Linked DNA regions of Mus musculus: region 2 is linked to region 1. The links are chromatin loops, found by intact Hi-C in ENCODE. Cell type or tissue: left cerebral cortex. All regions are shown on one strand. Each heading gives the region's core, and the rest is flanking DNA. Links, peaks and the distances in the headings are about the cores only. Region 1 overlaps Ubtd2 (ubiquitin domain containing 2). Region 2 overlaps Sh3pxd2b (SH3 and PX domains 2B).

What was found. A loop is a pair of places that touch in the nucleus more often than their neighbours do. Peaks named below come from ENCODE experiments on the same cell type or tissue, not always from the same donor. Only the 100,000 strongest peaks of a DNase experiment are listed, where the experiment ranks them.
Region 2: a loop joins it to region 1, with 11 times the contacts of the local background. A loop is called at or near these places in 2 of 42 quality-filtered maps.

Annotation. Positions count from the first base shown.
Region 1 is chr11:32,498,006-32,513,988 of GRCm38, forward strand. Ubtd2 (ubiquitin domain containing 2) reads left to right here. Exons shown (of 3, transcript NM_173784.4): 2 at 1,220-1,456. Among named protein-coding and RNA genes, the nearest start is that of Efcab9, 22 kb to the right of the region's middle. In left cerebral cortex, for the core only: no CTCF peak of the experiment used is centred there; a DNase peak (open chromatin) is centred at 7,216; H3K27ac peaks cover 972 bases.
Region 2 is chr11:32,392,740-32,408,722 of GRCm38, forward strand. It overlaps Sh3pxd2b (SH3 and PX domains 2B), which reads left to right. Exons shown (of 13, transcript NM_177364.4): 5 at 3,703-3,794; 6 at 4,327-4,352; 7 at 11,122-11,256; 8 at 14,823-14,927. Among named protein-coding and RNA genes, the nearest start is that of Sh3pxd2b, 53 kb to the left of the region's middle. In left cerebral cortex, for the core only: no CTCF peak of the experiment used is centred there; DNase peaks (open chromatin) are centred at 5,908 and 10,195; H3K27ac peaks cover 906 bases.

The sequences.
Region 1 (15,983 bases), core at 2,697-10,696:
TGTTTTTGTTTTTTGTTTGTTTGTTTTTGAGACAGGATCTCTCTTTGTAGGCCTTGATATCCTGGAACACTGCTGTGTAGACCAGGCTGGCCATGAACTCAAAGATTCAACTGCTTGTGTGTATGCTTGTTTATGAGGCGGGGTTAATATGTGTGCTTGAGACCAGAGGTCAGCCTCAGGAGCCATCATCTTGTTTGTTATCATAGGTCCCTCATTAGTTTGGAACTCAGCAAATAGAAGAGGCTTGGTGGCAGTGAACTCCAAGGACTTACTTGCTTGTCTCTACCTCCGAAGATCTGTCTGGGATTACAAATGTGCCACCCACAGCCAGACTTTTATTTTATGTGGGTCATACATGGGGATTAAATTTGGGTCCTCATGCTTGCAGTGCAAGCACTTCACCAACTAAGCTATGTTCCCAACCCACAGTTTAATTCTGTGTGTGTTACTTTCTACTTTATTTATTTATTTATTTATTTATTTGTTTATTTATTTATAATACGGGTTCTCTCACTAAATGTGAAGTTTGCTTCTTTGTCCAGACTGGCTGGCCAGTGAGCTCCAGAAATCTGCCCGTCTCTGTCTCCTGCTGGTAACCCAGGCATTTTACTGACTAAGCCATCTCCCTAGTTTCCTGTGATTGATTGATTGATTGATTGGTTGGTTATTAATTAATTAATTAGTTTTGGGGTTTTCGAGGTAGAGTTTCTCTATGTAACTCTTGGCTATCCTCAGACTCAGAGATCCACTTGCCTGCCTCCTGAGTGCTGGGATTAAAGGTATACACCATCACCACCCAGCCCATAATTATTTTTAATCATCCTTTGGAAATATGATTGGAAAAGAGCTATTGATTTACTGAAAATTATGCATCCTGGTGCAGTGGCTCATGCCTATAATCCTAGCACTTGGGAGACTAAAACAGAAGGATTGCGAGGAGTTGGAAGCCAGCCAGGACTACAGTGTGAAACCCTGTCTCAAGGAAGGAAAAAAAGAAGCAGAAAAGAAACTTTTGCAGCTAGCTATCTCCATTTTCTCTAGATTAGTAAATAGAATTTTAGCCAGAAATCAGCAAAAAAGGCAAACCTCTAGCTGTAATTATGGTAAAAGAATCTGAAATAGGAATATGGCCATGTAACCTTTTTTTTTTCTTTTAACAAAGAATAGGGAGTGTGTGTGTGTGTGTGTGAATATTGATGTTAGTATTTTCTCTTTTTAGTTGCTCTAGGTCGTAACCAGCCTTTGAAAAAGGAGAAACCAAAATGGAAAAGTGACTATCCCATGACAGATGGACAACTGCGCAGCAAGAGGGATGAATTCTGGGACACTGCACCAGCTTTTGAAGGCCGGAAAGAGATCTGGGATGCCTTGAAGGCCGCTGCACATGCTTTTGAAAGCAATGATCATGAACTGGCACAGGCAATCATTGACGGTGCAAACATAACACTACCACACGGTAGGTTTGGTGTCCTGATGACAAAGGGGCATAGCAGAGGACCACCTGGAGAGAGACTTTTTTTTTTTTTAATACATTACTCAATTTTTTAAAAATTTATTTATTTTTATTTTGTGTACATTTGTAATTTGACTACATGTATGTCTATGTGAGGGTGTCGGATCCCCTGGGACAGGAGTTAAAGACAGTTGAGAGCTGCCATGTGTGTGCTGGGACTTCAACTCAGGTCCTCTGGTAGAGCAGCCAGTGCTCTTAACCACTGAACCATCTCTCCAGCACCCTCATTTTTTATTGTAGTTAAAATAAATATATAGCTTTTCTCTCTTTTTTATTTATTTATTTTTATTTTTTTGGTGGTTTTTCGAGACAGGGTTTCTCTGTATAGCCCTGGCTGTCCTGGAACTCACTTTGTAGACCAGGCTGGCCTCGAACTCAGAAATCCACCTGCCTCTGCCTCCCGAGTGCTGGGATTAAAGCCGTGCATCACCACGACCAGCTTCTTTTTAGCTGGTTGTAGTTTGTGTCTTGGTTCATTTTTATGTTTCTTAATCTCAGAAAAGAGAACATTTGCTAAATGGGTATTTTCTACTTTCTATGTGACTTAGTTCTCTCTAGAGACAAGCCCCCAGTCTGCTTCCCTCTTGCAGTGTACATCCCCACCTGGTGGTAGCTGCTGCTGCCACCACTGCCTTAACTACTTTCCTGTCAGAGTTGAAGTTCATTTTTGAAGATTAATATTTGGGGTGGGGAGCATACAGAAGAGATGGCTCAGTGTTTGCTGCTCTAGTAGGGGATCTGGGTTCAGTTCCCCTCGGTGGCTCGAAAGTGTCTGACTCCAGGTCCAGGGAAATCTGATTCCCTCTCTGGCTTCTGCAGGCACTGCGTTATGTGGCACACACACACATATATATATATATACACAGACATGTATACACATACATTCACACACATTGCATACATATAAACATACATACAGGGTTATTTATATATGCTAGGCAAACATATATAAAAATAAAATCTCTTCTTTTAAATGTGCTTTTATTTTCTATGTATGGTTATTTTTGTCATTTGGATGCTGGGAAACAGACCCATGTCCTGGAAGAACAGCAACTCTTATCTGCCATCTTTTCACCCCCAACTTCAAAGTTTTTAAAGATTGTTTTCCTTGACTATAGTCTGAGCCATACAAGAAATCTTTCTTGCTTTAGAAGTGTGACTAAGAATCATAATGTATATGTATCTAGGGACACATAGATGCTAGATATGTGCACATACTCTATTATGGTCTCATTGATTCAAAACATTAAATGTTTGGTGTTATGCTGAGATTTAGGTGTTAGTTTTATATATGTACTCTTTGTTCTTTTGATTTATGTATTTGTGTTTTTCTCTTTAGCTTTTCAAGTTAATAGCTTTCTGGGTTGTTTCTTCAGACTTATGTAAGGGACAAACACCTACAGGTACCGTTGTCCTTTGTTCATTATTATGCCACCATTGTTTTTCCCAAGGTCTTTTTTATTTTATTTGTAGAGGGGCAGTGCTTTAGTAATTTAATCATCTGCAGAATGTTCTTTGACTCTTTGTCCAATACAGGATGTTTTACTCATAAGCCTTGCCAAATTTCCAAATCCCCATTATAGTCTAATTAGTTGTGCTTCTAAGAAGCATTCCTTGTTTTATGACTGTCTGTTATTTATTATGAGAACTCTTTAGCACAGGCTTATATCCCCAACATTTATTGAATTTGAATTATTTGAGCGCCATTTCAGGATGCCCATTTAGTTTCAGTTTTCAGGTTAGTGCTTAAATCCTTTACCTCCTCCATGCTTGTAGAGGAGGAGATGGTCACATGGTTTCCATCTGCCCCTTCAGCTACCCCATTAGAGAATACAGGTTCTTCTTTTTGTATTACTCAGTTCTTTCTGATGCGTACATCCCTTTTCCCAAACTGAATCTATTGTGGTTGTTTTAATCTAGAATCCTGGATCTCTGAATTCCTCATTTTATATGTAATATAGTTATCTGTAGCTAATTATGGTCTCCAAATTGTGGCTTAATTTAAAAGCTCATGGGAACAGAGATCAACCAGATGGCTCCGCAGTGTTTACCATCAAGTCTGATGACATGTGAGGTATATATATATATATAATTTTTTTTAAATGTATGTGAGTACACTGTAGCTATCTTTAGACACACCAGAAGAGGGCATTGGATCCCATTACAGATGGTTGTAAGCCACCATGTGGTTGCTGGGAATTGAACTCAGTACCTCTGAAAGAGGAGATGGTGCTCTTAACCTGATGAGCCATCTCTCCAGCCCAACATGTGAGTTTAATCCCAGGAACCAGCACAGTAGAAGGAAAGAGAACCAACTCCCTCAAGTTGCCCTATGATGTCCATATGTGCACTATAGCATACACACATACACACAATAATTACATTAAATAAATGTAACAAGTGTGTTTTAAAATGCTTTTAAGTTTATAAAGACAAAGTATCTGTTTCATGTATAGACACACTGTATATCCTATTAAGTATAGACTCAAATCTCTATTAAATATTTAAGTCTGATTTCTGCTCCATCTACATGAACTGTCAAGAAAAATAATGTTGCTGAGCCAGGTATAGTAATGCATGCCTTTAATCTCAGCACTCAGGAGGCAGAGATAGGTGGATCTCTTTGAGTTCAAAGCCAGCTTGGTTGGTCTACTTAGCTAGTCTAGTAGAGCAAGGCCTGCATAAACAAACCCTGTCTCAATATCCCAAAACAATGACAATGATGATTTTTCCTGGCAGTCCCATCAACCAGCATGTCATGTCTTTAATCTTAGCACTTGGGAGGCAGAAGTGAATGGACCTGAGTTTGAGGCCAGCCTGGTCTACAGAGCAAGTTCCAGAATAGCCAGGGCTACACAGAGAAACCTTGTATTGAAAACTAAAAGAAAGAAAGACATCACTTGTGCTTCTCCTGTAGTGATTAAAGCTATGTGGCTTTAAGCAAATCATTTCTGTGACCTTCATTTCTCTTTGTTATTTGTGGTCCACATGGGGGGAGAGATTGTGTGAGAGAAAAACATATTCTGCATAAGCATGGAAGAACCGTGAGCATTCCTCTCAAATGAATTATCACAGACTTGTCGGCAATAAGGTTTTGTCATTGATATCCTTGAATGTTTCTCTATTTTTTTCTAAAGCTTATCAATAATATCTCTTGAGTGGGCCTGTCAATTAAGCTCTGTCATATATCCCTAATTAGCCATCAGTTACAATTCAGCTACTTAATTGGATGTTTTTATTTAGACCTGCTCAGTGGTAGGTTGTGACATCACTTGTGCTTCTCCTGTAGTGATTAAAGCTATGTGGCTTTAAGCAAATCATTTCTGTGACCTTCATTTCTCTTTGTCATCTGTGGTCCACATGGGTCTGGTTGGGTGAATCTCTTATGAGTCATTTATGATAGTGCTTGACCTACCAAAAGCACTTAGTAAATTAAACACTGGAGCTGTTGAGTTTGTTTTTTTTTTCCCTTACACTGGACTCTGGTGCTAACAGGTAAGTTTCCTGCACCACCCTTGACTTACAGATTCTGACCTGGCTGTGTTCCCATAGCCTCCTGTCTGTAAACAGCTTCTTCCCATAGCTTTTACAGCATTTTTTTTTTAATTGCCTTAAATTTCTTCAAGAGTTTGTTCCTTTTTTCTCATGGTTTGGTATTTTGTCATTATGTAAAAATTCTAAAAATATGCCTATTTAAAAAAAAAGTTAGTTGTAATGGGTGTATGTATGTCAACTCTCTTATTTAAAAAAAAAATTAGTAGCAATCCCCATTTTATTCAGGAGAGAACTGAAACAGAGAAGATCATATCTTTTCTAGGTTATAAATCATGGAACTGAGATTTGACTCAAATCTAAAAAGTAACAAAAGTACCTTTGATTCACACCCAATATACAATTTCAAATCTGTGAGTTTATAAAGTGATTATACAAGTCTTCTTTGATGTTTCTTCCATGTGTGATTTTCTTTTTTTCTTTTTCCAAGACAGGGTTTCTCTGTGTAGCCCTGGCTGTCCTGGAACTCACTCTGTAGACCAGGCTGGCCTCAAACTCAGAAATCCGCCTGCCTCTGCCTCCTGAGTGCTGGGATTAAAGGCATGAGCCACTGCTGCCTGGCTTATGTCTGATACTTTTAGTACCTTGCATATTTCCTAAAATACTTTAAAATGGTAGACTTTTACTAATACTTAAGAGAAACAGTACATTTTCTTAATATACAAATGGACAGGAAATACATTTGTAGAGATAGGCCTTTCTGTTTTTCTAAGGTGTCTCTGAAGGCTATTAAAAAACAGGCCAGGATGCTGACTTTGGTGGTGCATACCTTTGAGCCCATCACTCACAAGGTAGAGGCAGGTGAATCTTTGAGTTCAAGGTCAGCCTGGTCAGCCTAGTGATCCAGGCTAGCCAAGGCTACAAAATAGGGGAGACCCTGTCTCATATAGAAAAGCAGTCCGTGGAGTTCAGTGGTTAAGAGCACTGGCTGCTCTTCCAGAGGACTCTGGTTCAGTTCTCAGTACCCGCATGCAGCTGTCAACATCTGGAATTTCAGGTCAGGGGATCCAATACCCTCTTCTGGCATCTGTGGACACTGCAAACAAGTGGCACATAGGCATACATATAGGCAACACATCCATACACAAAAAGCAGGAATAAATAAAATATTGACTAAGCTGCTCCCTCCTTTCTTTCCAGTCTCTCCCTATTACCTCCCTTCCCATTCACTCCTCCTCCCCTTCTCCCCAGAAAAGTTTGAGACAGGGTCTCTTTGTAGCTGTTGTGGAACTCACAGAGACCCACCTGCCTTTTCCAGGATTAAAGACACACACCACCACTGCCTGCCCCCCCCCAATAAATAAATAAATAAATAAATAAATAAATAAAAATAAATAAGCAAGCAGAGGAACTCACAGAGACCCACCTGCCTTTTCCAGGATTAAAGACACACACCACCACTGCCTGCCCCCCCCAATAAATAAATAAATAAATAAATAAATAAATAAATAAATAAATAAGCAAGCAGAGGTTCCAAGGTAAAAAGCATTTGGTAAACAAGCCTGCTGACCTGAGTGTGATCCCTGGGACCCATGTTAAAGATAGATCTAGCCAGAAGTATTCTTTGAAACAGTAGAAACAAGAGACTGCCTTAAAACAATGTGGAAGACAAGAACTGTCTTCACAAAGTTGTCATCTGACTATACACACACTCAGCATTTTTTTAAATTAAAAATAGAGCAAAAAAAAAAAAAAAAGAAAGAAACCGAAAACTTCAAGAAATGGGCAAGGGCCAGATAATGGTTCATGCCTGTAATCTTGACACTTGAGAGCCTAAAGCAAGAGGATCACTTGTTGGAGGCCAGCCTGGGCTACATAGCAAGAATGTATCCTCAAAAATCCAGGTTGCTTTAAAAGTCCTAAGGAATGAAGGAATAACTATAATACAGATAGTTACTTTTACATAGATGACTTTTCCTTGGCTGTTGAAGTGTTTAGAAATGAAACCACCCTTAATAAGGAGCCTGATGACTGCTTAATCATAAATGACATCATATTCTTCTTTCTGTCCTCCAAGAGACAAAGGTGGATGTTTGAATGTTACAAACTGTGAATGTGCCTGCTCCTCTGCTGCCGTCATGCTTTTTCTTGAATTAGAGTGATAAAGTCTGAAAATAGCTGTGGTGGGAGGTTGTTCCTGAGCCAGGAGGCTGTCTCTGAAGAAAACCTTCTTTCCTTATTGTTCGGGGGTGGGGTGAGGGTGGGGAGGAAGCAGGGTTTCTCACATCCCAAGGGAACAGCTGTATCAGCTTCCACTTCTATAAGGCCTTCTGGGCTTTCAGTAGACACCAGATGCGAGTGCTTCTGACCTGCTCCTCTGCCCACTTAAGGAAATGAAACCCTGGAACTAGAGATTAAATATCCCCTGTAGAAATTCAGCTTAGCGTTACACAATGTTTAATACTAGTTTGACCGTCAGGTGACTTCAGTGATAGGTATTTACCTAAGCCTTTGACCTCTGCTTGCCAGGAGAAAAGTTAAGCCTGGTTCCTCTAGTTGCCACAGTCCTGCTGACTGGGTTAGTGGACAACAAAGCTGTTAGGCCTAGCGGCAGCCAGGCTGACTCAGTCGCCAGCATGGTCTTTCCAGGGAGAGAATCTAGTTTTTTAGCAGCCCTACAGTCCTGAAGACTGCTCCCAAGGGCTGCTTAGATGGTAGTTGATGGCCTTTTGATGTTAAGATTCACTTGTAGAGAAGCCCATGCAGGATGAGGCAAAAGGCTGAAACTTTCTAAAACTGATTCATTTATTACATTGCTGCTTGAGAAATACTCCCTCAAGAGTGTAATTTTAAAATTTAAAACCCATGGGAGGGCTGGCAAGATGGCTCAGCAGGTAAGAGCACTGACTGCTCTTCCAAAGGTCCTGAGTTCAAATCCCAGCAACCACATGGTGGCTCACAACCACCTGTAATGAGATCTGATGCACTCTTGTGGTACATCTGAAGACAGCTACAGTGTACTTATGTATAATAATAAATAAATCTTTAAAAAAAAAACCCATGGGAGAGAAGCAACATTACTGAGATTTTCCAAGGACCTTTAGACAATTTCACTATGGTTAGCATAGTGAACTTTACAGCAACTTTATTCTAAAAAAAAAAAAGTAGGTACTATAATCCTTGTGAAGATAATCAGCATGCCCCAAATTTGGCTCTACATGCAAACTTGGGTATGAGCAGAGACCGTGTCCCTCATATTAGATTTCACTACTTCATCCTTGGTACCCTTCAGGATCCTCTGTTACCTGAGCCTCACTATTTCCTCTTCTTACTTAAATTCTCTGGTGGTTGTGGTCATCTTTTTAAGTGTGTCCACTACACTTATCTGTTGAGGCCTCCCTTTGACATAGGAAGCCATGGTTATAATTCCAGGGGACTGAAGAAATGGCTCAGTGATTGAGTGCACTAGCTGCTCTTCCAGAGGACCTAGGTTCAATTCCCAGCACATACTTAGCAGCTCACAACTGTCTGTAACACCCTCCCACGCATAAATATAGGCAAAACACTAATGCATGTATAAAATAAAAATAAATAAATTTAAAAGAAGTAAAATTTCAACCTCCTGAGTCCATTAGAACAAAGAAGTTAATGGTGAAGATATGGATAAAACTCTTGATTTTAGAGTTCTGAGATGTTGCCTTGTTTACTTCAGGAAGATAGTTTTTCATATTACTGGTGTGATATAAATATTTACGTTTTCAAACATTAACACTCAACAGGTATGTAAAGATTCACTTTGTTATGTATATACTATGAAACTATAATCATGATCAAGACTCTTGTCTTTACATAGTGCTTTTTTATTTATTATCTGGTGTGTGTGTGTGTGTGTGTGTGATAATGCATGTGGAAGTCAAAGGACACCTTTTAGAAGTTGGTTATTTCCTTCAGCTGTGAGGTTGTTCAGGTTGTCAGGCTAGTGTGTGCTTTTTACCTGCCTAGCATCCTGCTGATTGGAAGATACTGGTTTTTAACTTTTGAATATAGTCATGTGAGTCTGCCTCTGGTAAAAGTCTTAGCCTTGAGTCATGTTCCTACAGAGAGCATAAAGGCATGCTCAGAAAGGCCTTTTTACAAGGTTGGTTTTCAATCTCAAAGACTGCTTGGAACAGTAAAGTATTAGACTTAATGGCATGTAATTAAGCTACTTTTAGTATTTGGCAACCAGTTTAATTTTTTATCTTTACAAATTTCTGTAGGCAGGTTTGTTTGTTTGTTTGTTTTGGTCCTTTTGAGACAGTCTTACATAATCCAGACAGGCTTTAAACACAACATATAACTGAGGCTGGCCTTTCCTTGTCTTCCTGCCTCTACTTCCCAAGCGATAGTAGTAGAAGGGTAAACCACCATGCCTGGCTCCAGTGAAATATGTTGAAGCCTAATTGAAAGTAGCCAGAGGGGCTGGTGAGATGGCTCAGTGGGTAAGAGGACTGACTGCCCTTCCAAAGGTCCTGAGTTCAAATCCCAGCAACTACATGGTAGCTCACAACCACCCGTAATAAGATCTGACACCCTCTTCTGGTGTGTCTGAAGTCAGCTACAGTGTGCTTATGTATCATAATAAATAAATCATTAGGCTGAAGCAAGCAGAGACTGAGCGAGTGGAGTTGACTGGAGTGAGCAGGATTGACTGGAACAAATAGGTCCTAAAAAATTCAAATTCCCAGCATCGACATGAAAGTTCACAACTATCTGTGTAGCTGCAGACTACTCACATACATTAAATAAATAAATAAATAAATAAATAAATAAACAAACAAATCTTTAAAAAAATAAAGGAGCCGGGCGGTAGTGGCACACGCCTTTAATCCCAGCACTCGGGAAACAGAGGCAGGCGGATTTCTGAGTTCGAGGCCAGCCTGGTCTACAAAGTGAGTTCCAGGACAGCTAGATAAAATATAGATAAATAAAAACACTTTCAGAAAAGTATGTATAAGAAATCACAACAAACTGATGACTTGGCAGCCTTCTGCCCAACAGGAGAGCCTTTGGGGCTTCCTAGCATGGTGAGATGATGCCCATTCTGGCAGGTACTTATCCTGATAGCTGCTTGTCTCTGCTAAGTCCTACAGTGGGTTTGTGAGAGGGGAAAAAAAAGTCTGCAGAGGATATTATATAATAATGTAAACAAGCCTGACTAGAACTTTGGAAATAGTGAGGGATTGCTAGACAAGCTGAGCTTCAGTGCCAGGGGGTAGTGATTGAGACCTTCTGTAAGTTCCTAATGCAGCCAAGACTGAGTGTGATTTTACCAAGGGGGTAAGTCCCCACAGTGGTCAGCTTTTGGAAAAGTACCTTCCTCCTGTGCATAAGCACTATGGCTTTCTGTGAAGACAGATATGCATGTGTATATGCCAGCATGTATAGGCAGAAACCCAAGGTCTGTCTGTGTTGGATGCCCACCAATGGTCCCTTCTAGTTTCCTGGATTCTACAGATGCTCTAAGTCAAACACACAGCTAAAAGATTTGACACTGGGCTCCACATGAATTATCCATTCATCAGCTGAAAAACACCTAAGCTGTTTCCAGATCCAGCTCTTGAGAATAGAGCAATGTTGAACATGAACGAGCAGGTGTATTTCTGGAGTAGACAACAGGGTCCTTTGGGTATATACCAGGAATGAATCGTCTAACTGGGCCATACAGTAGGTCTGTTTGTAGTTTTTTGAGTGACCTCTGCACTGATTTGCATAGTCAGCCCAGCCTTTTACATGGACTCAGGTACTTGTGCTTACTTGTGACACAGGTACTTCATTAACTGAGCCATCTCCCCAGTATGCCCTAGGTGTCTTAAAGCAAACCTTTCCATCTTCCATTGCTCTGTTTTTCTTATTTTGTGTTTGTTTTCGATGTTGTAGTCAATTTTTGAGACAGTATATAATAGCCCTGGCTGTTGTACATAGTCCAACATCAGGTAGACCAGGGTTGCCTCGAATTCAGAGATCCACCTGCCTTCGCCTTCCAGTTATCATAGACCAGACAGTGACAGTACTAAGTTTGTTCCGCCACTGTTTGCAGCCTTTCAGAAAGCATGTAAGCTTCTCTGAGTGGGCACACTTCCTTTGGAGTGCTGTGGGGCTGCATCTTTCACTGCTAGGGATTGTCTTTGACTTGCTGGTAAATACTGTCTTGTTATTAGGCTGTACAGCATGCTAGCATCTTATTTGTCATGCCTTACACTTTTCTCTAAGTCCATTCATTTCTTTGATTTAACCATCTTATTAACATAATAAGCTGTGTGCTCTAATCTTTATGTTAGACATTTATTCAGGAATCTGATTAATGGTTATTTCATTGTTACTTACTAGCTATGTAACAAAACTTATTTCATTAACAATTTTCCCATCTGTAAAATATGTAGACTTATATAGACTTTTCTGCTATAGTTTGAGTAGTAAATGCTTTTGAAGATAAATGTGTGTGTTTAGGTATATAGTTGCATATATAACATACTTAGAACTAGGATTGGTAAGCATTCTGAAGTGTTTGCTTTTGTGTTTAAGTGTATAGATTGAATTTGGCTGCCTAAGACCTGAGCAACCGACAGCACAAGTGGACATATTGAAGGGGGGAAGGTCTCCGAATGCCCCACCCCATACATGTGTCTGATTGCTGACAGAGAATTAGTCTTCCCCAGGGAGGTGCCCCCTAATTGATTATCCTTTTTTTTTTTAACTTTTTATTGGTTTGTGAATTTCATTTTATGTATTCCAATCCTACTTATCTCCCTGTCCCTTCATATCTTTCCTCTGCCCTTGCAACTCCCCCACCCCCAATAAAATAACAATAACAGTGACAACTACAACAAAAACCAAAGGGAAAAAATCTCCTCTTGGAAGCTGTAATGTGTCACATAGTGTACCCTTTTGTCCGCAAGTCTTTACTTGTAGATACTCATTACATTGAATCGTTGTCAGTACCGGATCCTCACTGGGTCTCCTCTCGGATATCCTGTTGTTGCTCTGTGTCATGGAGATCCTGCAGCACAATTTAGTCCGTAAGACAGCCCCTTAAATCGCTCCAGTTCATAGATGGGGTAGATGTTTTGGGATGGTCCAAAGCCCTGTCTGTATCTGGGCCTGAATAGTAGCTGAGTTAACCCACACCACCAGGGCAAACTCTCCAGCACTGCCCCAGCTAGCTCACCCAGTGCTACAGCCAGTGAGGGGCAGGGCCTGCTCTCATGGGGTTGGGAGGGTTACCAATTGGTTATATAATAGAATGTGATCAGCCTTAAAGTCATACACATATAACACTAAAAGAATTCAATAGGTTTAATTACATATTTAGTGCATTTATATTTGTATATATAACAATAATAAAAGAAAAGAGGTCATAATTTAAGGGGATATGGAAAGGATGGAAAAGAGGGAATGATATGATTCTATTTTAATTACCCTGCTAAGAGGCAAGAAGCTTGGATATACTGTCTATGATTGAGTAACTACTTTTCACTGACACCCTGTGATAGCAACATATGGATTTTGGGTAAACATTTCCATCTTCCAAAGTGTTTAAGTAAATAGCTTTTTATTTTTTCCTGAGATATGCACTAAGTTTTTTTTTCATTTAGAAATAGACTTTTTAATGTCTAAATTGCACCATAATTTATTGAAGTATGCTAAAATTCTTTATTCTTTGGGATATACAAGTGTTTATCAGAACTCTGTTATTTAACTTTTCCAAGTAGCTTAACTCACACAGAAAGTGTCATGCATGCTGATGCTATAAAAATGTGTGTATTGGGGGTCTTGCAGACTGGTGGTTACTCTTTCTAAACTTGTCCCTTTTTACTTCTTTATAATTAGTATAGGTCTTTCAGATATGAGTCTGAATTTATTTTGTTTGTGTGGGTGTTGCCTGCATGTATGTCTGTGCACCATGTATACACCTAGTGCTCAAGGAGGTCAGAACACAACAGCTCTCCTGGTGCTGCAGGTGCTGAGAACTGAACTTGGGTTCTCTGAAAGAGCAGCAAGTACCCCCCCTCCCCCTTTTGTTTTAAAGATTTATTTTATGTATGTTGCTCTCTTCAGTTACACCAGAAGAGGGCATCAGATCTCATTATGGTTAGTTGGGAGGCACCATGTGGTTGGTGGGAATTGAACTCAGGACCTCTGGAGGAACAGCTCTTAACTGCTGAGCCATCTCTCTAGCCCCACCCCCCACCCGAGCTGACTCTGGAGCAATGAAAGTCTAAGCAGAGTCTTACAGCTTCACAGTCATAAGTTTGCCTCTCTTCTCCCAGGCTGTGATTTTTCAGTCAGGTAGGTGTGTAACAGTTCTCTCGATCCCACTCAGCTGTTGTTCTTCACATAGTTGCACTGTGGCTCCTGGAGTTCCCATTGCTGTTCTCTGCTCAGCCTCAGCCAGGACTCCTGGTGCTTGCTCACTCCTTAGGTCCTTGTGTTTACTCCTGTCTTCATATCATCACGCCTGTGATGCCCCCAAAACACTACTTCTGTAGCATTTCTCTGTCAGCTCAAATAAATTAGTGCTTTTTTATTTTCTGATGTCTGTATGCCAATTCTTGAAGTTTCAAAATTGCCTCTTTGTACTTGCCTGCAGTGGTTTGTTCTGTATTGATTGGACTTGATCAGAGGCTGCTATGGGTCAGAGCAAGCTTCACTCACAGCCTTCTCCCTTTGGTGCAGTGTTGTGCTGCGCTGCACTCTATGGTGTTGAAGTATCTGAATGTCCCTGTATTAATAGTGAACGTGTTGTACAGGATCACATTAGGCTGTTTTCAGGCAGGTAATATACTTTGAGCATATTTTCCCCACTATGCCATGCACTATTACCTTTGCCTCGGCAGCCTTCCCCACCCACTAGTCCTCAGGACTCCAGCTTTCTAATCTTCTTTCTCATGTGCATGAGTGTTTTGGCTGCATGTCTGCACCACATGCATTAGTTCCCCAGAGGCCAGGAAGGAAGTCAGGTCTCCGGAACAAGAGTTACAGATGCTTGTAAGCCACCACGTGGTGCTGGAAATTGAACCCAGGGTCCTCTGGAAGAGCAGCCAGTGCTCTTAATCTCATTGCCATTTCCCCAGCCCTATGTATAATTTTTTTATTTGTCTGTACAGACTATTAGAGATATCCATGTAGCCTCTTGTTTCCCCTGAACTCACAGCTTCCCTCATTATCAGTGTCTATGACAGAACAGTATATTCGTTGAAATGAGTAAACCAGCGTTGTCACATCATCAGCACCCAAAGCACATAGATTACATCAGAGTCACCAGCAATGCTATACACTCTGGGTTTGCACAAATTTATAATGACATCTGTTTGCCAGTAGATCTGTGTACCATACAGAGCAGCCCTACTGTCTTAGACCCTCTGTGTTCCACATATCTATTCTTTCCTCCAACCTGTCACCTGGCAACTACTGATTTTTTTTTTAAGTGTCTTACTATTTTTGCCTTTTCCAGAGTGCCAGATACTTTGATTCATGGCAGAGTTCCCCTTCAGACTGGCTCCTTTCAGTATTAAGTACTACATATCTTCATTTTCTTTATAGTACAGAATAAAATCCATTGTGCATTCTACAATTTATCCACTCATACACTAAAGGACGACTTACTTGCTTCCATGTAGAGTAGACTCAAGTTTTCACTTCCTTTGGAACTTCAGATCATCTAAGTTGTCAGACTCAAGGCTGAATGTGGTGGTGTATAACTATAATTCCAGCACTTGGGTGGTAGAGCCAAGAGGAGCTCACAATTTTGAGCCCAGTCTTGGCTATATATAGTGAGTTTGAGATCAACCAGACTACATAGTGAGACCCTGTCTTAAAAGAAACGTTGCCAGAGAGGATCTGAGAAAAGTTGGAAAAGAAGGAATGTGACTTGTTGTTGTTGTTGTTGTTAGTGGTAATAATAAAGAAGGGTTCGGCTGAGAGAGGAAAGGGAGCACAGGTTGGGGGCAAACTGTCCTCCCAGGTAGCTGTGAAGGGAACTTGTTAGTACTCCACTCCCCAGCCCCAGCCTTGGTACTGTCAGAACTCTGGACTGTGGCCATTGTTGTACGGTTACTTTAATAGTGGTGTGGTGTTCCACATCATTTCATCCATCTATCTTCCACCTCATCACCTTTGTGAAGAGTTTTATCAAGGTATTTGAATTCTTAGTTTTCTAGGCTTTTCTGTTTGTATTTGTTGTTTTGAAACAAGGTTTCACTGTATGCCTAGGCTGGCCTGAAGCTTAATTCTAGGTGTAGGGATTACAGTGTATCTTCACTGTGGCTGGTTTTCAGCCCACTTCCTAAAAGTCTTGTTTTCTATTACTGAGTTTTGAGAGCTCTTTTGTTTTTTCAAGACAGAGTGTCTCTGAGTATCCCTGGCTGTCCTGGAACTCTGTAGACCAGAATGGCCTTGAACTCACAGAAATTCACTTGTGTTTGCCCTTGGAGTGCTAGGATTAAAGATGTGTACTACCACCACCTGGTTCTATATATGTTTGTGTAACAGTCTTCTAATATATCTTGAAATTTTTCTTGTTGTTTGTGAATGTCTTTTTATTTTCTTGGCTATCTCTAGAGGAGCTTAGATTTTCTAATTCTGATGAAAATCAGCTTATGGATTGATTATACATTTGATGGTACATTGTGCAGGTCATTGCCAAGGCAACAACATTTAGATTTTTTTCTTTTGCTTTTATTAGTTTGTACCTTTGTATTTTACATTTCAGTCTGTAATATATATATATTTTTTATTTTTATTTTTATTTTTTGGTGGTAGGGCAGGCCCGTGTGTGACATGGTATGCATGTGGGGATCACAGGGCAAGTTGCAGGAGTCAGTTTTCTCTCCACCATGTAGGTTCTGGTGTTTGAATTCAGGCTGTCAGGCTTGGTGGCGTCTTTAGTCACTGAGCCATTTGTCCACCTGTAGTGTGTTTTAAATTAATTTTGTGACAA
Region 2 (15,983 bases), core at 5,267-13,266, 100 kb before region 1:
GTGGTAATCCCCAACAGGTAGAAATAGCCAATGGCTATTGGTACCCAAACCTGACTGCCAGGTGTGTAGTAAGAAGCAAGAAAGGGCTCTGCCAGACCTAGAGTAAAGTTACCAATCGGTACCACACAGAAAAGCTACTGACAGCCCTGAAGTAGACCCACCCGGGCATGTTGGACAGGTTGACACTGACAGAAGGAGCCTTGCAGATCATCTGGATGACTGGATTCCTGGTCTTCATATAAGGAGGAGGTATGGGAGGTGGGCAACCTCAGCCTCATGGCACAGTGGGATCATTTCCAGGAACTTAAAAGCCATCACTATGAGAGGCAGTGTATAGAGATTTTAGAAAATAAAAACTTCCTATCTCTAGGAATAGAGAGACTATTAAAGACACAAAAGATACTGACCAAAAAGAAAATGTGTTTATTTGGCCACATTACATCTAAGAACTTCTGTTTAGAAAGACACAATGAGACACACGTGACTCCTGGGCTGCCACCAAGATGCCTATTGTCACACAGCCTTGTAAACAGCTACTCAGCTTGCTGTGGGGCTGCTAGGACACCAGCTGTCTTTTTGGCAGCCCTTGGCATGAGCACTGCCCGAGATGCAACATCTTCTGAGGGAAGCCCAGCTAAACCCAGCCATAAAGCTCTCCAGGAGAGGCCCAGCCCATGGCTCCACTGTGAAGGATGTGAGAGAGACATGGTCTCACCAGCTTCTGTTCACACAGGGGCCAGAGCATCACACTATCTCTAGAGCAGACTTCTCCAGCAGAGAAAAAAAGAATCATTCCTAATAGCTGCCATGCTGGCGATTACAGACTGGGGTTGATCCAAGACAGCGATGACTGATATCTTGAAGTCCTCTTTTGAAATGAACTATGTTTTGAGTTTTGATACAGGAAGCTTTTGGTTGGTTGGTTGACTTGGTTTGGTGTTTTGTTTTGTTTTTCTTAGACAGGGTCTTACTATGTGGCTCTGGCTGTCCTGGAACTCACAATGTAGATGAGGCTGGCCTCGAACTCACACATCTGCCTGCCTCTGCTTCCCAAATTCTAGAATTAAAAGTGTTCACCACTTACAACCCACTGATACTGTGAATTAAGCTCAGGGTCTCATGGATGCCAAACAGATGCTCTGTCACTGAGCTATACCTTCAGCTCCAGGACACCTGAGTATAGCCTGACCCAGCTCATTTCCTGCTGCTGTACCAGAACATCCGAGACTGCGTATTTAATAAAGAAGAGAGGTTTCTTTCAGCTCATGGTTCTGGAAGAGTATGGTGCGCAGCAAGGACTTCTTATACATTCCAACTCGTGGTAGGGGGAAAAAAACGAGCAAAATGTGGCACAAAGGCTTGATTTATACAGTGTACTGTCCCTCCCCCCTCCCCCAGCAAATCCTTGCTCACTGGAGAGAGCATTAGTTTATCTTGAGAGATCTGCTGAGGAGCCTTTTACTATCACAGACTAGATAGATGTAAGCTGCCTGCTTGCCACAGACAAACAGACACAGTTCAGCTGTCTGCAGATGTCTTCTCAGATGCCGCAGGGCACAATTCAGCTGGCATCCCTTCAGCAATTCCCTAATGTTTAGCTGCAAAAGCTACAGGACTTCAGAGGAAAGATCCCTGGGCAGGAGAATGTAGCTCTGCTCCCTGACAAAGGTGAGTACTGGTGCCAGTTACAGAGTAGATGCTTTGTGACAAATCAAAATGATCCACAAGGGGCTGGTGAGATGGCTCAGTGGTTAGAAGCACTGGCTGCTCTACTAGAGGACCTGGCTTTGATTCCCAGTGTCTACATAATAGCTCACAACTTTCTGTGATTCCAGTCACAGGGTATCCAATGCCCTCTTCTGGCTATCATGGGCACGTCACACAAATGGTGCACAGACATACATGCAGGCAAACACTCATATACATAAAATAAAAATGAATATCTCAAAAACATTATCAACATGCCATATGTCAGCATCTCTCACGCTGATGGGTAGCGAGTGGACAGTGAGTATGGAGGGGCTTCCAGGACCATTGCCCACCTCACACTGTATCTTTCCACTTTACGCTTGTGAAAGTAGCTCATCCAGGCTGAAGTGACACTAACCCTGGGACTCATTCATCCCCAGCACCAATGCACCCTAAAAATGTAGATCCAGCGGCCCACCTGTCCACAGATGGATGAAGGGAATATACATGGGTGACCCCCTGAATGGGTAAACAAGATACCAGCCAGACAAAGGAGAAACTTAAAGGGACAGAGGAGAATGGTGGAGGAGGGGCGAGACAGATGTTAGCAGGGACAGTTTCTCTTCTGCAAGGTGGAATGAGCTCTGGTTTGGAGGTAGAGAATAGGAGTGTGTTCAAGCCTTAGCTATGCATGTGAAGAAAGTTAATGGCCAATTTGGTATTAGTATGTATTTGACCACAATTCAGAGGGGAAAATGATGTAGGGGGTCAAAATCCCCTCAGATCCGTAGGTACAGTTCCACCCTGGAGTCCCCTGTGCATCTCCATGATGTGCATCTGAGCCTCGATGGATCACATGTGCATCAATGCAGGAGTGAATTCAGGCTTAGTTTTCAGAGATGTTAGGCAGAAAATACATGGCACATCTTATTACTCAGGCTACACCAGGCCAGAGGTGCAAGAGAGGCACCAGGGAGCACAGCCTAGGAGGCGCAGAGTCTTGTTGTGCTGTGGAGGCTTCTGTAGGGGCTGCATAAATCCCTCATATGCATGGTTGCACCCCCACCTCTGTGTCTAAGTGACATGGACCTGAACCGGCTCTATCAGTCACAGGCTGTCCAATGCCCTCTTCTGGAGGAGCCTTTTGCATCTCCATCTTCCCCATCCAGCGCTAAGAGAGGAGGAAGGGTTAAGTATTTGTTGAAAACCACAGAGTTCCCTCAGTGCGGTGCCATCTCTTGGATGAGCAGGATGCACCTTGTTCTTTTCCAGTCCGGCACTAGGCAAAGAAGATACCTGTTAGCTACTTGTATGAATACTTGGTAGGTCAGCACACAGAACAAACGCCCGTATTCTCCTTTACCCTCACCTGGCTTCTTGCAGCTTGCAGGTAAGCACAGCAGGGCTCTTTCGTGACCCAGCTGAGCCACTCTTCCAGATGACTAGGAACTGGCCAATAGAAGGCTAGCATGCTAACCCTGGAGACTTCCATCCACCCCATATCCAAATTGTTGGGCTTTACAGCCTCAGCTTGGGAAATTCAGACTCTCGTTGGACACACTCCAGATGTTCTCCAGTGGTGTGGTAGAGCCGGCAGACAGCAGAATATGGTTGACAAAGATGAAATGAATGGAATTCACGCTGTTAATGAAAACATCACTTTCCAAACGAGCATGTATAATATGAGCTGGATTGTGTACATATGAATATATAATGTTTACACGATGCCAGCATAATGTATCCTCTCCATACATCTGGGAGAATGTGTGTGTGTGTGTGTGTGTGTGTGTGTGTGTTCTCCAAGTCAAAGGCATCAGCATCACCAGGAAGCTTGTTAAAAATCCCTGATTTCAGGCCTCACCATAGGCCTGCTAAAGCTTCGGTGAGCCCCAACCTATGTGTTAGGAATCAATCCCGCTGTGCAGTCCTGGTGCCTGCCTGAGTTTGAGAACCACTGGCGACAGCGTTCTGGATACCCTCTCCTTCCTCGGACTCACCCCATCTCTGCTTTAGGCCCTGATCCAGCTGCCCCCCTACATCTCTCAGTGTGATGAGGTTCTGCAGTTTTTCGAGACAAGACCTGAGGACCTGAATCCTCCCAAAGAGTAAGTCAGTCTGTGGATTTCCCCAGGTGACACGTCCTCCCTCGTCCCCTCCCGCCAACCTTTCTAGACCCACTGGGACCCAGAGTCAGCAGACTGCAAACTAAGTCAGAGTTCATTGCCTCAGCCCTGCAAGGCCTCACTGCCTGTGGCTTCATAGCCACTATAAGTGGGTAAAAATCCCATTTAGCAGGCAATGGAACTTGACTAAGTGTCCCTAATCCGAAGTTGTTTTACATGACCACCATGCTTATCAAAGAGGGTGATAGCAGGGTAGACTGAGAATTTTTCCTACGGTCTCCATTCCCCAAATGCATAGAAGCCTTGGTCCAAGGATCCAGAACACTTATTAGATAAAGGCGGAACTGAAGAGGGGGGTCTTTCTTAGAAGAAGCCTGGGTTCCTGGAGTGGGCTTAGATTCATTCTCTCCCTGAGGATGCTGTGGGGTGGAGCCTGTCATCGTCCTAATGGAATCTCAGCCCAATACATAACAAGGACTGACCAGCTCTTTTCTCACCCCTGTCTCCTACACAGGGAGCATATTGGGAAGAAGAAATCAGGTAAGCATTGATCCCATTTCCTTCCTTTCATTCCTGCCATGTGCCCAGGTTCCAAGCTAGGGACACAGCAGTAGACAGAGGGATAGATGGACAGATGGATGGTGACTGGATATGTAGTTGGATGGGTGGGTGGATAGACAGACAGAGGGATGGATGAACAATGGATGATTAGTTGCACATGGAGATGATCAGCAGAATGAGTGGATGAGCTGGCGATTGATTGATGAGGCCTATTTCATCTTTTGCCAAAACCACTACGAAGTGATAAGACGAGAGTACCTTTGTGGTGTGGGAAGACAGGCATCTTCCTAACCATGCTGCAGAGGGTTCTGGGTCTCCATGCCACTTTGTACAAAGGAATGTGGACACTCAGAGCCTTCTGCAGTGCTGTAAGGGTGAGAGTGGGGGCAGGGGTAAGGTAGGGACCCTGAGTCGTGGGGACTGAGGGTGAGCTCAGGGAGTACAAGACTGAGAAGACACTGTGCACTGGGGCTCGGGGGCAGATCTGGGCCTGGTCCTCTGACAGCCTCTACCAGCCTACTGCCTGGGCAGGTTGATACCTGTCACTCAAACCCTGCTGGGCTCCTTCCATACAGGAAGCTTGCTTCTGCCTGCCTTTCTATTCTTGAGATGATTCGCTCTTCTGGCAGAGGTGGTCGTGGAAAAGACAAGGCATGTTCTAAAGACGACGGTCACTAGTCCATCTCTTCTTACTACCTATGCTCCTTCTGGCCCTACAGCCAATGTGGGTTTCAGAGCTTCTGGGGCCCTGGCCTCTAATCTCTTTGAACTCTAGGACGTTTTAGGGGCTCCATGCATGGGGAGGGTCACAGGCAGAGATTCCTAAAATGAAAACTAAGTTTCCTCATGTATGACATCCAGGCCTGGGTGTGGCTCAGTGGTAGAGCACTCACCTTCAAGCACAAGGCTTTGGCTTCCATTTATGTGCATAGTCACACATGTGCACATATACAAACACACACACACACACACACACCACACATACACACACATACACATAACACACATACACACACTTATACACATACCATACACATATACCACATACATACACATACCACACATACATATATATACACATACACACCACACACATATACACAGGCACACACATACCTCATACTCACCATGCACGAGATGCTCTTTATAGGATTGTCAAAGGGTCTATAATAATAGATGTAAAACCCTTCAATAGTGCTATCTAGTTGATGCTGTTCAATTATCCCTCCTATGACTCAAGCCTGTAGATGTCCCCGTTAGCACTCCGTCCACACTTCAGGCCTGTGCTCTCCCTCTCCTCCTGGGAGCAGGCCTAGGTCAGTTTAGTCTGATCATGGCAGAAAGTGAGGATAGAAACCATACCTCATCCCTCTTTCCTCCACCCCAGCCTGCTTTGCTTTGCTCTCTGACTACATCTGGCTCTCCTTTGGGGTTTAGTGGTCACTGGCCACACTGTGGCATCCTGCTAAAGCTGCAACTGGTTCTCAGCCAGGATAATGACACATTTCTTTTCTTAGCAAAGATTAGTGAGCAGCTGCCGCTCTGGGCTGGTCATGGAGTTTCTGGCTTTGCTTATGCAGAGACTCCCCTGGAAGGAGCTGGGGAGAAGGAGAAGGGAGAGAGAAGAGACAGCTCTGGTTGGTGAAAATAAGAGTGTCCAGTTGGAGCAGGCTTGATGAGGGATCTGTCTGGGAAAGTGAACAGAGGCTCTAATTTGTGGTGACCGTGGTTGATATCACTCACCTGCCGTGATGGGGCCAGGTTTATTTATAGCCCCACTGGCTGGAACTCGGCGCCTTCTTTTATTCAGAGTCAGAACCCTCCATAGGCTCCTTGTTTATCTGACTGGTGGACACTGCCTTGATTTTAGAGCCGGTTTTCTTGACTGAATTTAAGAGAGATTTAAATTAAAAACAGACCTTACCCCTGCATTTTCAATACCAAACCTTGGATGGGAGAAGGCTTGTCTGTCCCCAGCACTGCCCAGTCACAGCCAACTGGCTCCTGCAGACTTGACTTATGTGGTCCCAAATCCTGCTCATCCCACAGGGGGAAAAAAAATCTCACCACAATTAAGAAGGTTGTCTGAAGGCTTGCAAGAACATTTCTTCTTGATTTTTGCTTATTTTCACAATCTTCCAACAAGCCTGGCAATTTAGTGAGCTTATGGAAGGAAAAGTCTCACTTTGGCTTTAGTCAACATTTTAAAAATTCAAGACATATCATCAGAAAGAGAAAACACCTAACTCAAAAGTTTCTCTGGTACAATAGGCAACTATGTGGCTTAAGAATGCTTTTTAGCATTAATGACAGAATAACTCTTCTACTATTCATTCCTGTGGGCTATGTAACATAGCCTAGAGGATTTGGGGGAGGAGGGGGTTGTTCATTTGTTTGTTTTTGTGGTTTTTCGAAAGAGGCTTTGTCTGTGTAGTCCTGGCTCTCCTGGAACTCACTCTGTAGACCAGGGTGGCCTCAAACTCAGAGATATGCCTGCTTCTGCCTCTCACGTGTTGGGATTAAAGGCATGAGCTACTAATGCCCAACTAGGAATCTTTTGGTTGCCTCTGTGGCAATATCTAGAACCTATTTGCCTTGAGAGAGATGTTCCTGGTACCATGCATAATGGGGCTTAGTTGCAATATCACACTCCACCGCTAGCGTCTCTATGTCGCACCTAATGGTCTGAAGCCTCATTATTATTTGTTTTTTAGATTTATTTATTTATTTTGTGTATGTGAGTACACTGTTGCTCTCTTCAAACAAACCAGAGGAGGACATTGGATCCCATTACAGATGGTTGTGAGCCACCATGTGGTTTCTGGGATTCGAACTCAGGATCCCTGGAAGAGCACTCAGTGCTCTTAACTGCTGAGCCATCTCTCCAGCCCCCTAAAGCCTCATTTAAGCCTCCTGTCTAATCACCTGAAACCATACATTTTGTCACCAGTGTTGATAAGTGGGGTATTCTGAGTAAAATGTGCACAACTTGTCCTGGAAGCAACACTTGGAAGCAGTTCCCTGCTCTTACCTCTGAAGCATGTCTCAGTAAAGGGACTATAGCCTAAAGCCCCAAACCCGAGCCCTGAGCCCTGTGCTCTGCTGAGCTCTGCTCATGTAACCAAAGGCCAGCACTCTGCCCTCTGCTTCGTATCTCATGGTTTCCGATTCTGTCACTCAGTATTTACTGTGTGTTTGGCAGTGCTAGTCCCCACGGACCTAGACAAGAAGTCATTAAATCCAAGTTTTAAAATATTCCATTTGGGTTTTTATTGAGCTCCATTGGGTTCCATTCGTGGTCTAGATCATGAATTGACAAACTTTTTCTAAAGGGCCAAATAATATATAGATAATTCACACATTACAGGTCATATGCAGTCTGTCACCAACAATAATATTATAGTATTCACCTTTCCTCCTCCTCTTCCTCTTTCTCCTTTTCTTCCTCCTTACCCACAAACACTTTAAAAACACTTCAGAGTAGATGGGATCACCTGACGCCCTTGTAGAGGACCCAGGGTGAGTTCCCAGGACCCACACTGTGGCTCAGAACCAGTTCCAGGGATCCGACGCCCTCTTCTGACCTGCAAGCATCAGGCAGGCATTTGATTCACACACATATAGGCAAATACTCATACACATTAATTAATTAATTTTTTAGAAGCCTGCAAACCAGAGGATTCCTGCTAGAACACAGATACCTAAACCACAGCAGGGAAACATACACAGGGAGACAGGGAAATGCATGGAGTTGATTTTTTTTTTTTTAAGTAACATGGAGAGGCCAAAGGGATGGCTCAGTAGTTAAGAGCACTTGTGCTCTTGCTGAAGGACCAAGCTCAGTTTCCAGCACTCACACCAGGCTGCCCACAGCTGCATGTAACTTTAGCGCTGGGTGGTCCTCTGACTTCCATGGGAGTCAGCCGGTGTGTGCACATACCCACACATTTACACACAACTCAAATTGATCTTTAAAATATAGTTTTAATTAAAAAGCAAACCAGAAAGGAACAAAAGTTGCAGAGGCAATGCCAGGCTGTCAGAGGGGTCAACGCAGGTGCCCTTGAGGAAAGGATCCAGGGATGCCAACGGCTGGTGAAGACTGTCTCTCGAAAAGAGAACAGCATGTGCTTCAAGCTCTGAGAAATAGGGAGCGCTAAGGCTGCTGGCTCAACATGGCTAGGTAAGGCATACAAACGTGAGGTAGATTTGGCTGCTGGTGACAGAAACTTCTAAAGGATTATAGCTGAAACGATTCAATAGTGTTTATTAGTTCAAACACAAAAGATAGCTGAGCTTGGCGTAGCATTTGATGGTAAAGGATCAGGGGCCTACCTTACAGCTTTGCCATACGGGCCAGTGTTCTCAAGGTTACCTTCTGGTCCAAGATGGCTGCTGGAGCACCAGCCATCACATTCCCATTGAGGCCAGGAGAAATGAACAGGTGAAGCAGGGCAAGCCTCTTTCCATAAGAACATCAAGCAGTTGTACATACCTCTGTTTAGACCCACAAACTGATTCTAAATCTCATACTATTCCCAAGTGGAAAGGTGTTTTCCCAAATGTTCAATGTAGCCAGCCTCAGATCAGCAGTCTTGTTAGTGTAGAATAATAAGAACAGGAGATAAGTTTCCCTTCTGCCCTCTGGAGTGGGGTGTGGGGATGTGTTCTCACTGGTTACCAGGCAGATCAAGCAGAGCTTTGCAGGCACTGGGCATTTCTTATGTGAGGTGAGAGCCACAATAGCAGAGCATTGCCTGTGGAGGATGATCGAACCAAGTGATTGTCTACCTGAAGACTCGTGAACAATATGGTGGATTGAGGCTGGCATCAAAGACCAATCAGGAAATCAAGACAAGGTGGCTCCCATTAGCATGAGGGTTTTCTGGCCCTCAAGCAGGCTCTACTCCGTGTGGACTCTGGTTTGTGCTGTTGAACATAAAAGAATCCTTATTTGCAGTGGCTAAGAACTCCAGAGAGCCAGCACCTTAGACTTGTTGACCCCTTGCATTATCGGGTCCTACAGTAGCAGAACTTGCCTGGTTAACCTGGTGGGAAGTTCTCTCCAGTAGGGTCAGACCACCAGCCTATGTAGCTGTCTGGCTTTGGTGGACTGTTGAACTGTGAGAAGGTAGTTAAAGACAGAGAGCTAGAAAGAGTGATAATAGACTCTGAGAAATATAAAGAAAGGACACATCGTGACTAGATTCTGTGGTGGACCTAGAAACTGCTAAGGAAAGAAAGCCGGATGACCTCAGACATTACCTTCTTCCCTATCTATCTATGGTCCGCCATCCATTTCCAAGCCCGGGTGGGGAGCCCGTGGACACGTCACTTACTATCTTCAGTGTGTTTATATCTGTAACAGGCAGTGCCCACCTCAAGCACAATGATACCAGAAAGGTTTGCAATGGTTTGCAGCCCATGGGGGTGAAGGACATTCTTTTCCAGGCTCTCTCCCGTCTAGCCTTCTTTGCCACCTACATCCTGCATCTCTCCTCTCCCCTCATCCTGCCCAGTGGAGACTCGGGTGCAGGTGGTTAGGGTATACCCTGATCATATGCCTTCTTAGAAGGGTCAATGACCAGAACCTGCTCACAGAGCCAAGAAGCAGGCACACACACACACACACACACACACACACACACACACACACACACGTCACGCTGCCTCCTTCTCTTTGACGTCTCTGAACGGAGATGTTCCTTTTAAGTCTTCTGTGGAGTGTCTTTGTGAGCATGCCCATCTGTCTTAGTGGGCAGCAGGGCTTCACAGCTCCAGGGTGTGACGCACACACTGCTCACCAGGGAAGCAGGCTGCCTGGAAACTCTTCCCACACTTTCCCCTCCTGGGACCACTGCCCAGCTCCAATGCCACGATTTCCTCTTGCCTAACGACTTCACACCCTCAGTCTGGGTGCTCTCCCCCTTACCAGCCTCTGCCTCTCTGCACATGACAGCCAGAGACACTTGTCCAGCTGTACATCCTGCCATTCCCTGCCTTAATTCAAGATTTAAAAATCCAAACTTACCAAGTCCTCGGCCTCAGACCAATGCTTTCCTTGGGGACTTCTCTCACTACCTTGCCTACTACCTGGCAGAACTCTGCCTCCCAACCTCATTCTACTCCTGAAGGCTCCCAGGCCTTCTCTATCATAGAGGAGCCCAATCCTCCTTGACTCCCAGGACACCTTCCCTCATGGGTCTCTGCTTTCTGCTTAGGAAGTCTTGCTGACCACTCATTTAGTACAGTGTTGCCTTTCCTGTTCATTCTCTGCCATCCTGGGTATCCATGCTAATATAATTTGATCTCTTGTTCGTATGTATGTATACACATATCTCTCATTGTTTATCTCCCCCATTTCCTTGAGTTATTTGAAGCTGGAAGGAATCCATTTCATCTATTTTTGTGTCAACAAAAGTATGTAGAGCATCACGGTTGACCTATGAGTTCGTAGGTGGGCTTAGGATGAAGTTGGATGGATGAGACAGGCTGGGTGGTGACCTCAAGCTAATTTAAACCATCCCCTTGAGCTCCCCAAAGGCAGCCAGCTTCTGGGCATACGCCTCATCTTACTTACTTGGAACCTCTTGGTACCCCACCCCCCCCAGTGCTCTTGGTAAACATTAGTGCCTGAGTAAGAAAATGAATGAGAGGATACAAGGATAAAGAGTTGGGGCATGAGACAAATCCTGTAACAAAGACTGTTGGGGCTAATGGGATGTTTGGTGGCATTTGCTGTCCTCAGGGAATGACCCGACCTCAGTGGACCCTATGGTCCTGGAGCAGTATGTGGTAGTGGCAGACTATCAGAAGCAGGAGAGCTCAGAGATCAGCCTCAGTGTGGGCCAAGTAGTGGACATCATTGAGAAGAATGAGTCAGGTAAGGACCTGGACCACCTTTCCCGTACCCTGAACTATATCACCCCCAGAGCCACTGAGGGCTCATGGCCACTGTCTCAGGAGCCTGCTGGACTGGGTGTTGCCGTTGTTTGAGGCCTGCTCCCATAAACAGTGCTGGTTTTCAAATACTTATGGACAGAGTCGAGCGCTCCTTTGAGAATTTTCTGTGTTAATTTTCCTTGGGAATCCCCAAGAAAGCTGCAGATCTGAGAGAGGAGTCCCATAGAGACTGACTATCAAAAACAAATTAGAAGAAACTCTTCAGAGAAGATGGGCATCTGCCTGTCTCTCAACCCACCTGTCATCCTAGGGCCACTGGCCACATCCACCCACGGTGAGATGATTAAGACAGGGAACCTGGATGCCACCAGGACTCTACACAGCACATTAGTTTTGTCTTCTACAGGACACAGAAGACTGTCAGGGAACTCTCAAAAGAGTAAATGATAGGAAGGGCACCTAAACCTGAATGTGGCACACAACATGTGCTCCAGAAAATACAGGTTTCCATCCCTGCTGCTGAGCAACCATCACACCATGCAGGGAAAGCACGGGGTGAGCAGCCCCTCTCTCCAAGGGTTCCCAGTAGCTCATCATTTTGTTAGGGGCCTTCATGCTTTCAGGACCATTGTCAAGGATACAGTAGAGGATACCGGTGAAGGGATGGATGCACAGGCAGGTTGTGGGAGATTCACTGTGCTTCCAAGGTCTGTGATAGCCCAGTGGCCAGTTAAGTCCACATAGCTGTGGGAGGACAGTGCTTCCAGTATCCTTCAAGTTACATTACTATTATTCATGTGAATCATGAGATCAGCATTAGTCAAGCAGACGCTAACTGTGCAATCTAGGGATAGTCCCTGCTTCCAAGAATACCGGAAGACAGTGTTTCCGGCATCCTCCAGGTCAGGTCACCATTAGTCAGGAGGCTGGTGGTAGCCAACAAACCTCCATAATTATGCAATCTAAAAGCCATTAGCTTTGATGACCTGGAAGGAAGGAAGGATTACTCTGATGTCATCTCAGTATCCTGTGCTCTGACTCTTTCAAGGTGACTTCTGTGACAGTAAAAGATGTGATGGTTTTTTCCCACAGCAGGCAGCACTCCCTTATGGAGTGGAAATTGTCTGTCAGGGCAATTCTGTTCTGACACTGCACACCTAGCGGTGTGTTGGGTCCCCTAGGCTGTCTTTCAGGCCATCCCTCAATGCCTCAGCCAGGTGCAAACCAGCTGTTCTGCCTGCCCTTCCTACAGCTAGCTGTCAAGCATGGTCTGCAGGCCCCTCTCTTGAACTATTAAGTTGCTCACATGATCAAGGAAAACAGGCTTTCAGGGTCCTCGCCAAGGATGCAGTAAAGGATACAGGTGAAGGGATGGATACACAGGCAGGTTGTAGGAGAGGCACTGTGCTTCCACAGTCTCTGTGGATGCTGCCTTGCAGGAATTTCTGTGCTCAGCAAGCTCTCCAGACCCCTGGAGTTCTCAGCAATTTCATTGCAGAGGCACAATTGACAGCTGTGTTGACCTGTGACTAAATAAAAGGGGTCAGATCAAATGCTAATAGGCAGTGAGGAAGCCAGCCAGGCCTGCTTAGCCAGGCTCTTTTTTTTTTTTTGGCCTCTGAGTTTATTTCAGAGTATGGGGTAGGAACTCTTCCAAAATGGAATTTTATAATCTATTATCAAAGTGGGTCAGATAATTTAATTTCTTTATAGCCAGGGGGTCCGAGGTGGAAAAGATTAGAACCTATTTTTAGCTTCCATGACTTCCCTTGGGAGAGGGAAATCCTCGCTTCCATGCCTGCCTTGAGTAGAAAAGGCAAATGCAAGGGGCAGGCAGGAGGAGGACACAGAGCCACTGCATCCCAGTCTCCTGAGGCCTAAAGTGCCCCAGTTGTATTCCAGACACTTAAGTCACGAGAGCTATGGGACTAGTGACCCACGATGACAACTGGAAAATATATGTCCCTGTGCTGTCACCGAACGAACAAGACTCCAAGTGACTCACTATTTGCCCCCAGGTCTCTACAGAGCTAGATTTCTGTTGTTCTTAAGTCTGTATTGTTTTCCAGTTCTCAGGAGCAGTGTATGCAAGCTATATGGCAAAGAGATAGCATGGGCATGAAGGAAGAAGTGCCCATTCCCTGGGCCACCAGGGTGGGGTGCTAGGAAGGATGTATTGGGCAGATAATGCTCCGGTCCCTTATATAAACAGCTAGGGTGTTTGCTTCTGACCTGTCCACAGCCTCCACACACTTTACATCCTCTTGAGGTGACATTAAGCTTTGGGTAATGTAGGTACCATGTGAATAGTTATTTTACTGTTTGTTTAGATCAGCATGGGTTGTGACCCCTTTGGGGTCACATATCATATATCCTGCTTATCAGGTATTTACATTACAATACACAACAGTAGCAAAGTTACAGTTATCATGTAGCAATGAAATAATCTTATGGGGGGGTGGGTTTCACCATAACACAGGAACTATATTAAAAGGTCACAGCATTAGGAAGGTTGAGAACCACTGGCTTTAGAGAGTAATATTCAGAGAGTAAGGGTTTGTGCATTCAGTACCCATAGAGGAGTTTTTAGGGTCTTTTTAAATTATTATTATTATTATTTCATGGTTGGAAAACACAAGTGTAGAAACCACAGATACTGAGGGAATAGAACATGAGCATCTCTAGGTAGCAACCATTAGGCACACACCAGCCCATCCTCAGAGAGCATATGGTATGGCTGCAAACCCTGCCAAGCATGCGCCATACCTGCAGCCAGGCTCCTTGCCATGCAGAGTACCTTTGGAGGCCTCTGCCTGTAGGATCAAATGTGGACCACAACAATTTGATGCAAACGGTCACCTCTTATGACCCTCTTTGTGGCTCCGTTTCTTCATTGTGCAATGAGGACCATAATGTGACAGTGATATGGAATAATACAAGTACAGTGTCCATTATATACACAGTGTCCATTGCACACTCTACTAATGGAAAATGTGCTATAGTCTCCTTGCTTGGAGCAAGCGTCCTCACTTTCTGTCCCAGGCTTGGGAGAAAGTTTCTCTTCTTGCTAGCTTTTTTAATTATTTTTTTTCAACTTGTAGCTATTCTTGACAGTTTCATTTTACACAGTGAACCAGGAATTTTTTTTTAGCCTAACCTGAACACCAACAGTTGAGTGGCAGAATACACAGCCAGCTTCCACACCTGTGGATTCTGCATCCTTGCATTCAACCAACCATGGATAGAAAAAAGACAAGGAAAAAAAATGTGGTTGCGCTGAACACGTCCAGAGCTTTTCCCTGTCAGGATCCCTACACAGTCATAGCTAACTGTTCACAGCTTTGGCATCCTATTGGCAGAAGTCACCTGCATTAAGTGTAAAGTCTACCTAGGTGTGTCCTATACCCTTTCTATGAGGGAGTCCTGTGTGCGGATCTGCCTCCCTCAGGACACCTCTGGGACAGTCCTCACATGCCAAAGGACAGCTGGATTATTGCATTCTCGCTTCGCCTCACTGACAGCACCCTGAACTCTTCTTGCTTGCAGGTTGGTGGTTCGTCAGCACTGCTGAAGAGCAGGGCTGGGTCCCTGCAACCTGCCTGGAAGGCCAGGATGGCGTGCAAGATGAGTTCTCCCTCCAGCCTGAGGAAGGTAGGGGGAACTTCCTCCTCACCCCTTCTTGGCAGCCTCTGCTCAAGGACTGATAGCCCACTAGTTCAGGATTTAGAGCCTGTGAGCAGGATGGAATTAGAACTATAAGGCAAGCCTGTACTTCCCCCATGGGCTTGTGGGAGCTACCCTTGGTGAGCCTTGCCAAAGCTGGGCCCCCACCCCTTTATGAGCCCCTCCCCGCCCCTCCCCCCCCCCAGCCTGATTGCTGACAGCCCACTGCTCTCTAACATTTCTGTGGTGCTATACTAACTGTCTATACTCACTTGCAAAACTTTCAACCCCATGTGTTTCAACACCATGTGACTTTTTCTGCTGGTTTAAGTGTCCCCTTGTGTCTCCCACACACTTCCTTTTCCTGGGGACATACATGTTTGTGGTAGATGTTCTTTGGAGTGATGCCTGACACTCCAGCAGTGCCCAAGGCCGAAGACTTCCTCTCCCCTGTGGGAGCTTCCTAAAGCAGAGGCCCTCAGTGCCTCTTATAGCAGAGTGTCTAGGAGTCACACAAACCTGAGTGTGAATCTTACCTCTGCTGCATGCAGTGCAATCTTGGGCCGGAGTCACCTCTTAAAGCCCCCTCCTTCTCTGCTGACCATGGGAGCATTTGAGGTCTGTGTTCCCATCCTGCCTGGGGGTGAGTGTTGCTGGATTCCAGTGGATGGCTTTGAGGAGCACAGAGGCAAATCAAGTATGTTGGGAAAGAAGGCAAAGGAGGGGTCTAGAAACCCTAAATGTATACATCCAAAGATTACAGTGGCTTTGCATTTAGTTGGATTGCAGTGACACTCTGCAGTGTGTGTGTGCTCTGCTTCAGGGTCCCTCCAGGAGCTGGGGGCAAAGCTAGCCCAGGTTACCACAGAGCGAGCACAGATTAAAGGGAGGGGCTACAAGGCAGACAGCCCGTGTCCCCTTCCAGTCTGTGATGGCTCGCCTGAGAAGGAGCTAGCGTTTCACAGATGTGGAGCCACACTCAGGGAGGCTGAGATTTTCCCACACAGGCAAGAGCACATTTTCCCGCAGGTTTAGCATTTTTCT